Regions from separate parts of the Mus musculus genome. Here region 1 is linked to region 2. A link is a loop called in an ENCODE intact Hi-C map of the cell type or tissue named here. Cell type or tissue: left cerebral cortex. All regions are shown on one strand. Links, peaks and the distances in the headings refer to the core of each region. The heading gives the core; the rest is flanking DNA. Region 1 holds the start of Pinx1 (PIN2/TERF1 interacting, telomerase inhibitor 1). Region 2 holds the start of Mtmr9 (myotubularin related protein 9).

What was found. Hi-C counts contacts between places; a loop is a spot of excess contacts. Peaks named below come from ENCODE experiments on the same cell type or tissue, not always from the same donor. Only the 100,000 strongest peaks of a DNase experiment are listed, where the experiment ranks them.
Region 1: a loop joins it to region 2, with 11 times the contacts of the local background. A loop is called at or near these places in 2 of 42 quality-filtered maps.

Annotation. Positions count from the first base shown.
Region 1 is chr14:63,857,411-63,865,744 of GRCm38, reverse strand. Pinx1 (PIN2/TERF1 interacting, telomerase inhibitor 1) reads right to left here and starts at 5,433. Exons shown (of 7, transcript NM_028228.3): 1 at 5,298-5,433; 2 at 1,420-1,529. The coding sequence starts at 5,316. In left cerebral cortex, for the core only: a CTCF peak has its summit at 4,783 (motif pointing left); DNase peaks (open chromatin) are centred at 4,809, 5,440 and 6,444; H3K4me3 peaks cover 1,737 bases; H3K27ac peaks cover 1,195 bases.
Region 2 is chr14:63,539,228-63,547,561 of GRCm38, reverse strand. It overlaps Mtmr9 (myotubularin related protein 9), which reads left to right and starts at 3,609. Exons shown (of 10, transcript NM_177594.1): 1 at 3,609-4,104; 2 at 5,106-5,214; 3 at 7,183-7,308. The coding sequence starts at 3,923. In left cerebral cortex, for the core only: a CTCF peak has its summit at 1,785 (motif pointing left); DNase peaks (open chromatin) are centred at 1,799 and 3,547; H3K4me3 peaks cover 1,811 bases; H3K27ac peaks cover 1,047 bases.

The sequences.
Region 1 (8,334 bases), core at 132-8,131, 320 kb before region 2:
TTGTCAATGCTGGTTCTTGAACCCAAGAGCCAATAAAGAGTTCATGAAGACACTGAACATACATCTTACACATGATCTGGAGCAGGCCACTGCTACAGTAGTGGCAGAAGCCCACAGGAGCATGTGGAGCACATGGCATTCTCTGTTACTTAGTACTGCACCAGGACATCAAGAAAGAAGGCAGAGTACTCCAGGTTCCTGGCCTCACTTAGCTCTTACACCTAAGGTTGTAGGACATACCAAGAGCAAGGACAGAGCCTGCAATGAGAAGGAACCTCACAGAACCTTGAAAGTTAGAGCAGGGATGGAGATTGTACTCCTTGGAAACAATGTTCAACAAGGGAGCAACCCGATGTAAAGCTCAGTTTGAAAGGCCCACCTGCTTCCTGTATGCTGAAATGGACGTACGAAGGAAGAAGGGCAATGGGAGGTAGCACTGTTTGAATGCAGGGATAAGCACCACTTTTGAAAGTCAGGAAAGCCTAGAAAGGAAAAGACTTGAGGGCATAAGAAGCTTATAATAAAAATTAATCTTGACATGGCCACTCAAGTATCACAGCCAGGAGGTATAACCCAATGCCTGGTAACACATGAGATCGCCTGAGCAGAGGAAGCAAAAAGTGGCTTTGTAGCCACCCTTTAATACAGTACTCATGCTGTGGTGACCCCAGCCATAACACTATTTTTATTGCTATTTCATAACTGTAATTTTGCTACTGTTAGGAATCATAATATAAATATCTGTGTTTTCCAATAGTCTTATTAGGTGACCCCTGTGAAAGGGTCACCTGACCCTGAAGGAGCTGTGACCCATGGGTTGAAAAGCACTGGTCTAGACAAAGACGATGGCTTTGAATTAGATAGAGGTGGTTAATAACATAAAGAATAAGGCAAGAAAAAGGGTGGTAAGGCTACCACAACAGAGTTCAACAGAGCAGACACTGCTCAGAACGCTGCCGAGGGGTGAGGGGACTTAAGGATACCATATGCCCATTGGATGCAAACACAAGAGCCCTGCAACCCTGACAGAAGCAGTTTCACAGTAGAAGCCCCACTGCAGAATATAAGAAACTGGAGAAAACATGTATCTACTACAAAGGAAAATTAAGTACCATTCTTGGAAAACACAAAATTCTGAGGCTTAAGTATGAATTCATGTGAAATGAATTAAAAAATATCTAAGAAAGATACTAATTACAGCAATTGAATTGATAAACCAGAGGACCCGGTATTTATGTTCAAGTCTAATTTACCACCTGGTCACAATTTATTTTTCCAGAATCAATTAAATTGATCTAAAAGAAAGAAAGGAAAAAAAAAAAAACTGATCTGAAACATAAAGTTCTCCCAGATTCTAAGACAGATGTCTTCTGAGTCCTAATCTCCTGACATGGTGTGGACACTTTAGAGTTTTGATACCTTTCCTTTAGACCACCCCATCTTCTCAAGCATCTTCTGGCCAAACTTGGAATCATCGTTACTCCACGCGGTGTTTCTGGGATCCACAGTCCATTTCTGCTTCCGCCGCCCTACAAATAAAAAGGCATCCCATCAGCACCTAGTCTTGACCTGGAAGAACACATGTGAGTCAAGCACATGCTTCATACAACATGACACATTTAGTGTTCACGGGGCTTACAGACAGAACCTTTTCCCTGGTACTCTCAGTAACTATATATTCCTGACATAAAAACTAGCCTTGTTAAATTTAAAGTAAACTATTCCTTCTAAGAGACAAAGCAAAATACTTAATAGGCCACTATTTGAGCCTTCCCTATCCAGTCACTGGCAGTAACCAGAGCCTCTCAGTGAACACCTTCACAGCAGCAGGTGTAGTCACCATGACACTCACTGTTGCATGTTATAGGCCAAATGCTACACATATATTAAACTCAGCTTCCACAGTATCTCAATGAAGGGAAATATTCTTACCTTTTTGACATGAAAACCCAAGTCTGAGAACAGGCCCTGCATCGCCTAGACATGGTGGAGCTGTCCCTGATCGCAAAGGCATGGGTGAGTCAGCCCTGAGGGTGGGAGAGCTGTCCCAGCCCCTCATAGGCTGCAGCACTTAGGAGAAAGAGTCCCCACACCTTGACTGGGCAGCACACTCTGGGAGTGTGGGTGTGAGTGAGCCAGGCCTAGAGCTTGAGAGCAGAAGAGCTGACTCTGCCTCCTGGGGATAGTGGCACTGGATGGGCTAGCTGGAGCAGTGCTGGAGAGCTCGCCTGCTCTGGTGCTGTGGATACGTGAAAGTCAGGGGGCTGACCAGCTCAGCCACTACCCTGGCCTGGATTTGAGTTGGAGCTGCAGGATCTCCATGACACAGGACAACAGCAGGATAACCAGGAGTCCCAATGAGGATCTAATATTGATGGTGTCACAGAAGCCAGAGGTCTGGAACCAGACCACTGACTCACTGCAATAAACATTTGCAAGTGAAGATGTGTGGACAGCAGGACATACTGGGAATACACTGTGACACACTACAGCTTCAGTGATGATAGGTTGTCTATGTGTGGCTTGTATTGTTTGTATGTGTTTTATTTTTTGGGGGGGGAGAGGTTGTATGGCGAAGGAGGGGACAAGGAGATGAGTGGGACTGGGGTGCATGATGTGAAACTCACAAAGAATCAATAAAAAGTTGAAAAGAAAAGAAAAGAAAAAGCTGAGTCTAAGAGAACAAAATCTGCCTACTGTCCCCAAGTAAGGCCCCAAATCTTTTATACACATTTCAACACTTACTATTTAAGGTACTGGTAAGATGGAGACTCATGTAGCACCCAAGTTAACCTTAAATTTTAGCAGGCTGGAGCGATGGCTTAGCAGTTAAGAGCGCTGGCCGTTATTTCAGAGGACCAGGGTTCAATTCCCAGCACCCATATAGCAGCTCAAAACTGGCTATAATCCAGTTCCAGAGAATCTGACACCTCATACAGGCAAAACACCAATGCACATAAAATAAAAATCTTTTTTAAAATGTTTTTAATTTAAAAAATTGCTATATAGCTAAGGTACCTTCAAATTCTGATCCTACTGTCTCTATCTCCCAAGTCCTGGCATTATGAGTGTGCACCACCATGCCCAGATCAACTTACATTCTAAATTCACAATACACAAGTCATTATGGCCTTAGAAAGAATCAATTGAACATCATGGTTAACAGATGATACATCTCTGCTTATTCAACACCATCATGGATTCACTTAGCCTCCAGAACCATCTGTGGCACTTCACATACCACTTGCACTGTGCTGTTTATACCCATCTTCCCTCCCTTAAGTGTCATAATCAATCCTTCATCCTTACACCTCATTACAAGGAAGATAAAAAACACTCTGTCCATAGTGGCACCTGATAAGGATGCATGGATACATAAAGGAGTCTGGTAGGAGAGAAGTAAAGGAAGAAAGGAAAAAGGAATGAATAGCTGAAATAAGGGGAACGGCCCTGGGTTTCAGGTAAAGCTTTCTCCGAAATGAATATAAATAACTGGTCCCTAAGAACTCAAGCTTATCACTGTAGCTTTATTGTCTGCTATCTGAGACAGTCGGGCTCTGTAGCCTAGGGTGGCCTTGAACTGGTAACCATCCTCCACCACTTGGCAGGGATCACAGGCATGAGCCATCACATCTGGCTTCACTATTACAAATTTGAGGAAAAACTATGACCCACTAGGTCAATAGAACATGAATCTGAACCTAAAGGTGAGGCCAAGTAAGAAATCCGGAGATTGAATGTCATTACTGCTAACCCATGGCATTCATTGAAGCACACTAACATCAATGGCCTCAAAACTGAAAAAGATCACAACATCTACTCAAAAGAGCTCACTGTGTTGCACGTAAAATCAGTAGGGATCCTTATCTATAAACACCCCAGCAAAACCAAGAAACACTATAAGCATGCAGGCCGGGGGTGGGGGAGGGCACCACAAAGCAAACTGAGTTGTGGATTCAAATTTGCAGTGCTATACCTGGGGAGGGAAAGCTGATCCAAAAACTTGTTCCATAGATACCAGCTCAACAACCTGGTATATAATATACTCAGCACAACACTGTCTTGCTCATGAGCACAGCAAAGACAGCCATATTAACCAGTGCTCTGCATGTGTGTGTCAGACCCATGTGTGGAGAATGCCTGCCAAGGGTTGCTGACCAAGGTTTGTAAGGAGCCCGCCTCTCCCCTAAGAAAGGCATCCCTGTCACATACTGACCCAAGATGCACTGCCCTGCTGCATAAAGAACTGGCTGTCAGGTCACTTGTTCATCCTGTATACCACTGACATTCCAAACTAGATTCATCCAGTTACCTCACTAAAATCTTTAAAGCCTGGGTGAGGCAGAGACTAGTTCATTTTCATGGAAGTAGAGACCAGGTGAACTGCCAGGAAGAGGGATCTACCTAGAAAGAGCAGTTTCCAGTCTATAACCTATTGAGCTGCCTTCAGGAAAAGCAGTGTGCTCCACTAAAACATGCTTTGTTCTAAAACGCCACAGTGACTTTTTTTGTTTGTTTGTTTTGTTTTTTCGAGACAGGGTTTCTCTGTGTAGCCCTGGCTATCCTGGAACTCACTCTGTAGACCAGACTGGCCTCGAACTCAGAAATTCGCCTGCCTCTGCCTCCCGAGGGCTGGGGTTAAAGGAGTTCGCCACCACTGCCCGATAGACACGATGGCATCTTTTAAAAAAGAAAATAATATGTTTATGTTCTTTGATAGCTACACAACTTCCAGGAAAAGTTAAAAGCCAGTTCTTTGTGAGCATCACACGACTGCCAACTGGTGGCAAGAATCCATAGCTACACGTAGTCTCATTCAGGAACAAAGTAGCTTCTGGGGAGGGAATTAGTGGACTTCAGAGGCTAACCACAGCTACTATCTCTCAGTCTCGATTAAAACCATTCATCAGCCTGCACTCCGGTCAAGAACTTATCACTGCCTGACACTTGTAATCCTTCTGCTTTTTTCCTCTGGGTCCAATACATTTTGGACAGTTGGAATTCAGGGCCTGAAGCGATGCTATGGGACCTATCTTTGTGAAACCCCAGGACACTTGGTTCGAGCCTGGAAAAGTGAAAGAATCTCCAGGAACAACAGTCTGAGACTCGGTGTCCTGAATGTCGGAATGCACGCGTGCGCGCACGACCCGAGCCTTTAGTACCAGGAACTGAGTCTGCGGGACGTTGCTGTTCTCTGTCCCTCGCGGGCCCGGCAGTCACTGCTGTCCCCACTCGGGCCTGAACACCCGCGCCCCCGTCATCCCATCACCCGGTCGTCCAGCTCGGCAGACACTCACGCTCTGCTAGCATCGACATTGTCTCAAGTTTGTCGAACGCTGCCTCTGGCCTGACGCCCAGCGGTTATGAGGAACCTGAAGCGCGGTTAAGGAAGAAGCCGGCTCGGAAAGCACGCCGGGTGGAGAGCTTCGCTGGGGCGCGTACTACTGACGTCACCACGCGCGACTCGCTACCAACTGCATGAAGCGGAGGGGCGGACCCGCCTTGGGGGACTGAGGCACAGATTCTTTCTAGGGCTGGGGCAGAGCTGGTTCGTGCGCAGTTCGCAGTTTAACTCTGAAAGCGGGTGTGCAAGCAACCTTAGAGTTGTCCGGGGTTCTGTGAACCATGGGTACATTTAAAGAGCTGGAGAGACGGCCGAAGAGGAAGGTATTGGCACTGGAAGGGACCTATGCTCTTCACACTCTACCTCTGCCCATTGTGGGATGCTGAGAGAGGAGGGAGGGAGGGAGAGAAGGCAGAAACAGCCACCTAGCTGGCAAAGTCAAATGAAACACCGTGGTTTTGTGCTTAACGGCCGGCCGAGAAATGTTAACTCTTTCGTGGTCTTCGCTGTGACAGACTTAAATCCCAGAGGCCTTTCCCAGTTCCATCGCTCTCCCTGGCATTTTTGCTCAATGCGTCCTGTCACATTCTGTTCCCTCTTTTTGCTGTCCTGTCTCCTCCAAAGGTGTGACCTCAGCTATCTCCCACGCTGTTTATTTGCCCTTTTTTCCTCTAGCCTCTCCCTTCAACGTCCCTTTCTTTGTCAAGGCTTCGACTTCCAAATAGACCTTAGCTTTTCTCAAATCTTCTTTGTTTAGCCATGCCTTCAGCACCGGCCAGTGCCCTTACCTTCCAAAGGCTCTTCTTCCCTCGTTTTGTCTTTCCTTAGGAAGGTCACATCCATTTTTCATCAGACCTAACAAGATACCATGTAGACCCCCGATGCACTCAGGGCAACTCTTCTATGATGCAGTGTGCTGGTGAAATAGGGCTGTGCTGGAGGACCTGAGAATCAGGCATGACTGTCACGTTTACCTACCTGTAAGATGAGGACATTGATAGCCCCCAGCCAAGAATGATTGTGTACTTGACCACCAATTATTAACAAGAAAGAAGAGGCAGTAAATGTGACCGTGTGGCAATGGGGCTGGGTCTGACCAAATCACCTACTTAGGATATCTGGGCTTTGCCCCAAATCCTTTCCCTTTCCCTGGGCCAGGGTTCCTGTTCTAGATAACCAAGCCCAAGCCCAGGTAAACGGTGAGCTTTAAAGAAGGAGGGCACACAGGAGCATTTCCTCACATTCAGTGAGGACACCAGCTTTGATGTATGACCCCTCACTCCTCTCTAAAAGATCTTTACAGGACAAGGCAGATTCACCAAAGAGTAGAATTCCTGGTGAGTGTCCCTGGATCACAGCATCAGCTACCTTTGAAAGTCTTTGTCCTTTGTTTGTTTGAAAACATCTTTGGGGAGCATCGTAAACTTCTATTGTCCATTAACCCCAGTTTAAGAAGAATTGGAGGAGCAAGTGTGGAGAGGACAGAAAGGAAAGTATGCAATCCACGCAGCCCTGGAGTCTGAAGCAAGTTTATTAGGGCACTGTATGGAACCTGTTTCTATCCTGGCTTTGCCTAGAGCAGAAACTAGTCTTGGTGATTAAAAAAAAAAAAAGTAAGCTAGTAAATTATTTAATCATTGTAGAAATAAAAGGCAACCGGAAAAGTTCCTGAGACTGTCAGTGTGAAGTTTAGCATGCATTATGTAAAAAATATTCTGTAGCTGTGAGAGTGAAACTCCTGCTCTCTGCTAAATCCTCAGTGATTCTCCGGGAAGAGAGCAGGTTGACATGATTCATTTGTGCCTTCTACCGTCATTCCTCTTTCATTATTAATATTGGCTAATGGGGCTCGGAATTCAGCCATGTGTAGCCTGAACCTGACTGAGCAAGGGGTCGCCGTATCCTTTCCTAGAGCTAGCCATGGTGTGCTGTTCCCAGGAAGAAAGACTGTGCTGAGTGGAATTCCCGAGTGGAATTCCCGATTCAAGGTGACTTTTTTGAAACATCAGAGGTAAAAAGTAAAAGTTGTCACAGCTCAAAACAGAAAAAGAAAGATGGGCAAAGGGAGAGGGAGGTTAGAAACGGGAATGGCTCAATCGATGCTTGTCTTGTCGTCAGAAAATATGCTCATGCTTGCTTCTTTACTACACAGAATGGCCAGGGGCTGATAAGAGGTCAGTAACCTCCTAGGGATGGGGTGCATGGCAGCAGTTGGCCCTGGTAGCTTCGGGGATTGTTAGCAATAGTCCCTCCCACAACTGGCAGGGACATGGAAGCTCAGAGAGAAGAGCAGACCCACTATAAGGAGACTAACTCATGGGCTGAAACCTTCACCCCCAAGGAGATGGGATGAGGAAGTGGTGCCTTTAAGGGTGTGTGTGCATGATCATGACCAAGGAGCCTCAGGATGGGATTGGTGCTTTTCAGAGAGAGAGAGAGAGAGAGAGAGAGAGAGAGAGAGAGAGAGAGAGAATGAGAAGCCAGATGTCCTCTTCTCTCATATGCTCTAAGAATGCAGCAGCATGACAGCCTCTGGTAACCAGGAATCAGCCCTCATAGAAACCAAATCTGGCAGCCATTCGACCTTGGACTCAGCCTCCAGGACCTTGAAGGATAATTTTCTGTTATTTATAAGCCACTTTAAGTATTTCGTTACAACAGCTCAAATGGACTAAGACAGGCAAATTACACATTGGCACAGAGCAACAATCTTCAGTTCCAGACCCGTCTTTCCAAAGCACAATAACTGAGGACAATATCTCCTGTCATTTCCTTGGATGCAGATATTTAGGAGGGTGAATGCACTCACACTTGGAGGAGGAATCTTAGTTAACAAACACCAGTACAAGCCTCACACATCTTTTTTCAGAACCCAGCCTCTCTTTAAACAGCTGAAAATACTGTGAGTCAAAAATTGCCACCAGCGCAGAAGAATTTTAGAAAAGTGTTTCAGAGGAAATCCCTGTGATTTTTCCGGTGCATACATCTTC
Region 2 (8,334 bases), core at 243-8,242:
CACTCTCAATGCACTTTTATTCATATGCGCAGAAGAAATTAGTGTTTTCAGGAAAGTAGATGGACTTTGGATCATGTAAAGGGAAACAAATCAGATGCAGAAAGACAACAATCACGTTTTCTTGTTTGTAGTTCTCAGGATGAAATTTTTCTGATTATACACCTGTACCATTTTAATCTTGAGAATAAAGATAATAGTAGTACCTGCAAGGCAATGACGAAGTCCTTTAAAATTTTTTCTTAAAAAAACATTCACTTTATTTGTATGAGTGTTTTAACCTGAATGTATGTAGTACTCTTTGTGCTTGCTTGATGCCTTTGGAGGCCAGAAGATGGCACTGGATTCCCTGCATCTGGACTTAAAGATAGTTTTGAGTTTCCATGTGGGTGCTGGGAAGTGAACCTGGGTCCTCTGAAAGAGCAGTGACTACTCTCAATCTCTGAGGCATCTCCCAGTGCTCCTTAATATTTCAATTCAATTTTATGGTGTGTCCTCTCTCTCTCTCTCTCTCTCTCTCTCTCTCTCTCTCTCTCTCTCTCTCTCTCTGTGTGTGTGTGTGTGTGTGTGTGTGTGTGTGTGTGTGTGTGCAGGTGTATATTACTGTGTGGGCCTGGGAGTTTGAAGGTCAATATCAGGTGCATTTCTTGAGTCCTCTGAACTTTATTTTTGAGTCAGTTTCTCTCATTGGTTGGTCCAGAGTTTACTGTTTCTGCTACAGTGGTTGGCCTGTGAACCCTCAGGATCCTCTTGTCTCTGTCCCCCTTCTCTGGCACTGGGGTTTTAGACTCAGATTTCTTCTTTGTATATGTTCTGGGGTTTTGACCTTAGGTCTTTACACTTGCTCCTTACCCATTGTGGTGGTGGGAATAAGAATGGCCTAATAGGTTCAAATATTTGAAAGCATAGGGATTAGCACTATTTGAAAGGTGTGGCCTTGTTGGAGGAAGTGTGTCACTGGGGATGGGCTTTGGGGTTTCAAATGCTCAAGTCAGACCAGCAGCTCTTTAGAGCTTCCTGCTGCCTAAAGATCCAGATGTAGAACTCTCAGCTCCTTTTCCAGCACTGTCTGCCTGTGTGCTATTATGTTCTGCCATGATGATGATGGACTGAACCACTGAAACCAAAAGACACCCTCAATTAAATGCCTTCCTTTATAAGAGTTGATGTGATCAGACTGAGTTAGAGAACAGACTGAAGGAGCTGAAGGGGTTTGCAACCCATAGGAAAAAGAACATCAACCAACCAGACCCTCAGGGCTCCCAGGGACTAAACCACCAACCAAAGAGTACACCTGGAGGGACCCATGGCTCCAGCTGCATATGTAGCAGAGTATGATGTTGTCGGACATCAATGGGAGAAGAGGCCCGTGGTCTTGTGAAGGCTCGATGCCCCAGTATAGGGGAATGTGAGAGCCGGGAGGTGGGAGTGTGTGGGTGAGCATCCTCATAGAAGCAGGGGAAGGGAGGATAGAATAGAGTGTCTCCGGGGGAGACCTGGAAAGGGGATAACATTTAGAATGTAAATTAAGAAAATATCTAATTAAAAAAAAAAAAAGAGTTGCTGTGGTCATGGTGTCTCTTCACAATAGAATGCTAAGGCACCCATTGAGCTATCTTTATAGTCCTTAAGTAAATCCATTGTACACATTATAAATTTTATTATTTTCTTGGCTTATCAGAATCCCCTGAGGCCCTTATTTCTTGACTGTTTGGACAGTTAATATTTGACTACATCATTGGATTATTTTAATAGAGGCATATCCCATTGACTTTGAATTCTACCGCCACCTACTGCTTATGTGGGGAACTGTTTCTTGCTCTTTACTCAGGCTTTATTCCTAACTACTAAGTTTGGTTTTCTCAGCGCTAGTGAACTTTCTACGCTTTGAACTTCAAATCACTGGTGATTTAATTTCCTAATCGTTTCTGGTACTTCATTATAACAACTCAGAAGATACCTAATTTTTTTCTCTTGGCAAAAAACAAATAAAAGGAAAAAATCCTAATTTATGACTTTATAGAGCATGAAACATTTTAACTTAATGAAATAACGTTTTCATAATTTATTTTCAAGAAAACCAGAAGGGCCACAGAATCCATGGAGACTTTCTATCTTCTAGCATATACTAAATTGGACACTAAGTTCTTCCTTGGATATCTTCCATTCGGGGAGCCTTACCCTTCAAGGCTTTACTTTCATTTTTTTCTCTGTATAACTTTTCATTATTTTTCAGATTAAAAGTTTTCCATTCCACAATTTGTAGTTAATACAATGAGTCAAGTGAGGAAGGAAAGTAAACAAATCCGGTGTGGAAAACACCTCCACATTACTTCACCTCAGTCCATCAGCATCCATTGCTGGTTGTTTTCCTTTTGCAGATAAACTGGATCGCAGGAGTGAGTGATTTAGGAAGGGAAGGTTTTTAGAAAAGACAAGAACAAAATCAAGGACAAACACTGTGCAATCTGGTCAACTTCACTTTGCACACTCTGAAGTCAGCTACCTTGCTGTTCGTAGACACTGACTGGGTGGTGAGAATTTTCACTGCTAACACAGTAAAAGCAGGCCAGGACTCAAACATAATTCTTATTCTGGGATAAAGTAGAGGGATAGAAAGCAAGAAGAGGGAAATTCTATAGGTGGAACAACATTATGAACTAACCAGTACCCCGGAGCTCTTGACTCTAGCTGCATATGTATCAAAAGATGGCCTAGCCGGCCATCACTGGAAAGAGAGGCCCATTGGACTTGCAAACTTTATATGCCCCAGTACAGGGGAATGCCAGGGCCAAAAAGTGGGAGTGGGTGGGTAGGGGAGTGGGGGGGGGTATGGGGGACTTTTGGGATAGCATTGGAAATGTAAATGAGGAAAATACCTAATAAAAAATTAAAAAAAAAAAAAAAGAAGAGGGAAATTACAACAGCAAAACTCTGTCATTGCAGTGTCCGTGAGCAGTTCAGCTAGACTGTACTTAGCCGGGATACTATGAAGTCGTGACCAATATACCAAGGTCTTGATTTCAGGCTTTGCTACAGATTAACTGAACTATCTCTGAAGACACTAGAGTCCTTTCGCAGGGCGAGGATTAGTCAGTTTCTCTTTCCATCCTTTTAGAATATGCTGTTCTTGGTTAAAGTCATGGCGCTCTCAAAGAGTCTAAAGCATAGATTGTCCCATGTCTCTTCCAGACACCAAGATGCTACTTTTCGATCACAACCTCCGCTTCCATCCTACATTTGACATCTCTTCGTGACCAATTCATGAGACAACTACCAGGTAGCGCAAACGAAGAGCCCTTGAGGGACAGCACTCATGTGGAGGCTGGCAGGTCAGCGACGTCTTCTCGTCTCGCCTTTTCCGATAAGGAATATTTGAAGGGCAAGGATTGCGGCGGTAGAAGGTGAAAGAGGTTTTGGTTGGTTTTGTTTTGTTTTGTTTTGTTTTTCCATTGTAGGACCATAAAGTCATTGTTTCTGGCTGTGTTCCACCGGATCTAGCAAAGTACCAACTTCCGGTCCGGTTTCTATGTCTTCCGAGTCTCGAGTCCCTCTAATTGTGCAGGAGTTCCTGCCGGGTGCAACGCTCAGCAGCTACTTCCGCCAGAAGTCCCTGGCTGCTCGGGCTCGGATGCTGCTGCCCCGACGCCGGGTCCGTCTCCTCCGCAGCCCGCCCGTCAGACGCCGGTGGCAGCGGGGAGTGCAGGGCCTGGCGGGAAGCCTTCTCTGCGACCGAGTCCCGGCCAGTGGTGCGGAAGAGACTTGGAGAAGCGGCCAGGGCGGTGCCCGCAGGCCCTGGCGCACCCGCCCAGCCGGGGCGGGGCTCGACCTCCCGGGCCCGCCCAGCCGGGGCTCCGTCCGGGTCTGCGGATTAACCGCCGGGCACCTGCGGGACTGGGCCTCCCGCCCCTAGGCTGCGCCCAATATGGAGTTTGCGGAGCTGATTAAAACCCCACGGGTAGACAATGTGGTGCTGCACCGGCCTTTCTACACCGCCGTGGAAGGGACCCTGTGTCTGACAGGCCACCACCTGATCCTGTCTTCCCGGCAGGACAACACGGAGGAGCTCTGGCTCCTCCATTCAAATATCGACGCCATCGACAAACGGTGAGCGCCCACCACACCCAGGTCCCGGAGGAGCCTGGAACGGAACAGACGCTTTCAGGTGGTTTTTTATGGGTATCCTGGCTCAGCCAGCCAAATGAGCCTTCTGGGGCCTAGATCTATCTGCACTGGCCACCTGGCATCCCCAGGCTAAGGTCTCAGAGTCGTAGTGGTCATTTTGAACAGCATTTGGGCGTATTTTTAAATGTTCTTTGTAAAAAAAAAATTTCTTCCACCACATTTCTTGAATTATTGGTTGTTGTTAATCTGACTTCACGAAGTTATGATTCAATACAATTTAAAGCGACCCCTCCCCCACGATCTCGTTTTTAAATAGGCATGCTCAGCCCTTTGCAGCATAGGCCGGTCTTGAACTTCCAACTCTCCAGCCCCAGCCTCCCAAGTAAGTGCTGGAATTACAGTTGTGTGTGTATGGGCCGCTATGCCTGGCCATAGTATTTAACTGAGTACACTGTCATTTTTTCCATATATATGCATATGCATTTTAGTCTCTCCTTAAAACGTTTTAAAATCGGTAAGGTGCACCCCTGTAATAGCTGATGGGGAGTGCCGATGCAGGTGGATGACAAATTTTACACCCCTGCTCATTTAGGGAAGACTGAGTTTATCATATTGCATCTTACTTATTCTCTGGAATGATCACTTCCCACTGAGGGTAATCATTAGCCCTTAACATTCAGTTTTTCTTGTGAAAAGAAAGGGGCTGGCTCTAAAGGAACATAGGAACTAATTCATCTTTATTTCCCTACTCCATCACTTTAAATTTTTTATTTTTACTTATGTGTGTATGTGTGTATCTGTGTACAAGATACCATCAGCAGACTACTAGACTCCTCAGTTCATCTTTATTGCATAAATGTATTCAATGGTCTCTCATGCCTGCATGATAAAGACTGAATCCCTGGTTCTCTGTGTTCTGGTTCTCACCTACTGTCCTCACTAGTTTTCTTACCATTTTCATGATTTCATGTAATTTCTTACAGATTTGTGGGCTCTCTGGGTACCATCATCATAAAATGTAAAGATTTCCGAATCATTCAGTTGGATATTCCTGGAATGGAGGAGTGTTTAAATATAGCCAGTTCCATTGAGGTAAGTATGCTGCAGGCAAAATTCTGATAGGAAAATGGCGATATTTTGATTTTGTACAGCCCTTGATGCATAAGAATCATTTACTGTGCGAATCTTGCTACTTTCGCTCTGAAGACAGTTTGTGAACTGTTTTTCTGTTTCTGTAGATTTCCTGAAAGAACATCCTATGTGAAATTGTAAGCCAGTAAAACAAATACAGTGTAGCTGATTGTGGCCATGTTACAGTCCTTGGGCATCACAGTGAGCAAGTGTGGTCATCCTGAGTGGAGCAGCTCTGAAACCCTTCAACTCTGAGCAGTGCTCTTATACTGTGATTGTTGCAGTAGTGAGGTCCTGTTAACATGGGGCCTATGGGTGAAGCACCTCACCTCTCACAGTTAGCCTGTAGTGTCTTATAAAAGGAAGATGACATTACCTGCCTTTTATAGGTGTTTTACGATTACATTCGTGGGTTTATGTAGAATGCTTAGTATAATTATTGGCAAATGGTTGCTGTCATTGGAGGACCCTTCTATGGCAACAGCTTTATTTTGAGACTTTGTGGTAGAAATTAGCCATATCACATAAAGTTCACTGTCGTACCATTTCTTAGCTTACCATTGCACTGTGTGTCAGATGTATACTCTCAGTGTTGTGTATACAGACAAAGCAAGTGATTGTCACCAACAGTTGCCATTTGTGACTTTGGCATGTCTGCACGTATGTATTTGTTTTTGCCAGTTCACCTAAGGCGTGTCTGTTTATGCATGTATAAAAGCGTTGAGCCACACATAGAAACTTTGCTTGGATAGTTTAAGGTCTCTGATGAAGGTCTCACATTCTTTTCCTTCTTCTAACTATTTTGGTTACTCCAACTTTTAAATTGCTGCCACTAAATTATATCAATTATATCAACTGACTGTTTAAAGTAATTTCTAGGCAATTATAGAGTCAAGCTGATTTTATTTTCTTTCTGTGTAACTGACTTACTGGGCTTTATGTAAAAAAAAAATAGTGGGTTTAGCTCTTAAAAGGAGAGAGAAAGCCTTAAATCTATAATTAGAATTTTGTTTGGCTTTCAACAAGAAGTAGAGGATCAAGTAATATGTTGTCGAGGAAATGACACACAAACCTTTCTGCTTTTGCCAAGTTCTACTGGAAGAAATGAGCATGTAAGTTGAATAGTCTGCCATATGTAGTTGTCACTTGGAAGTATGCTCTTGACTTGGCTGTACTCCCCAACATGAATGAGAAAGCAAACTGAGATAATGTTCCACTGTTTGGACAGAGGGATGCCTAGGGCTCACTTTGGTTGGGCATAACTAGTGTAGCATAGAGATAGTAGGACGCCTCGCCAGATCCCTTTAGGAAGGAGGAAGTGAGTGTGGATGAAGCTTTCACATGTGTGTATCTTGTTAGAGCTAGTTTTATTGTGTGCATTGACTGTTGTTGGCCTATTAGATGCCTTATCTCCATGGACACTCCTAATAAGCCTGAAAAGTTTCTTCCATTGAACAGGGGAAGCTATGTGACTTAACCACTATGTAGCTGGGATCTGGAGCTTGAGGCTTCTGGCCAGAATTGAGCATTCCTTTATATAATAAAGGAATAATTGATAAGGGGACATAGCTTTTGAATAGTTTGCAGTGTTTAGTTAATTACTAGATTTTTAGCTGAGACTTTACTAACTAATCCAGACCTCCTTGTTCCCCAGCACCCAGAAATTCTTGGACATTTTATTGAGCTTCGTTAAATTGTACCAGGAAGCATTATTTCACTAGGCACAGACTGTCCTGGTGCCTGTTTCATTCAGGCAGCACTTGTTGAGTGTAGGTGTTTGTGTCAGTGTCTTGTTAGATGATGAAGTATGAATGCTGGAGTCAGACGAGCTGCATGGAGAGACACGTATTGGGCTCCATCATCACCAGACCCTGTGTGCCTACTGCTACTTTGTTAGATTTGTAGAATCTTTTTCTTTCTGTTCTCTAGGCATTGTCCACTCTGGACTCGGTCACCCTGATGTACCCTTTCTTCTACCGACCCATGTTTGAAGTGATTGAAGATGGCTGGCATTCTTTCCTTCCTGAGCAAGAATTTGAGTTCTACTCTTCTGCTGTGAGTCAACATTTGACATTGTGGGTGATAAGAACTGACACAACCCTTTATTTTACTTGTGAAAATCCTCTCTTCCCTTTGAAGATGAGTGAGGTGGAGTTGGGTTATTCGTGCCTCAAGTTAAGAGTGTGCACTGGCTGTTGGTTCAGCTCCTTTTGTTCTGAGCTGGTTATTTTGTCCGTGTGTTAGTATAATGTCTGCAGCTGGCAATGCTTTTCCTTCTAGTAGATTAACATAGTCTAGGTGTTTTAATTTTTTTTTTAAATTATATTTATAAATATTGTTTTAAAAAATAAAAATAATGGTCTGGGGAGATGGCTCAGCGGTTAAGAGCACTAGCTGTTCTTCCAGAGGTCTGAGTTCAATTCCCAGCAACCACATGGTGGCTCACAACCATCTGTAATGGGATCTGATGCCTTTTTCTGGTGTGTCTGAAGATAGGATCAATGTACTCACATACATGAAATAAATAAATCTTTTTTTTTTTTTTTTTTTGGTTTTTCGAGACAGGGTTTTTCTGTGTAGCTCTGGCTGTCCTGGAACTCACTCTGTAGACCAGGCTGGCCTCAAACTCAGAAATCCACCTGCCTCTGCCTCCCAGGTGCTGGGATTAAAGGCATGCGCCACCACGCCCAGCAAATAAATCTTAAAAGAATAAATAAAAATAAAGCACTGATTTGCTTAAAGCTCACCTTGGCGACTGTGCATTAATTAATAGGTATCTCCTGACTAACGACTTAATATATAATAGATTTGGGCACTGTGTGCCTAAGATAGTGCTGGGGAACTCCTCACCTGGCTTGTGCACTGCTCTGGGTTAACGCCTGGCCTGGTCTCTGAGGCCACCTGCAGGAACCAGGTTTTCCTTCCTGACTGTTTGGCTTCTTTTTCTTACTTTTATAAATGGTCACTTGGAAATCAAGAAGTAGAGGTTAGGGATCCATGGCATTTGAAGAATGAAGATGCCCGTGGTAGCAGAGGGAAGAAGGAAGTTTTATGGTATGATAAATACCATTGAAAATGGTG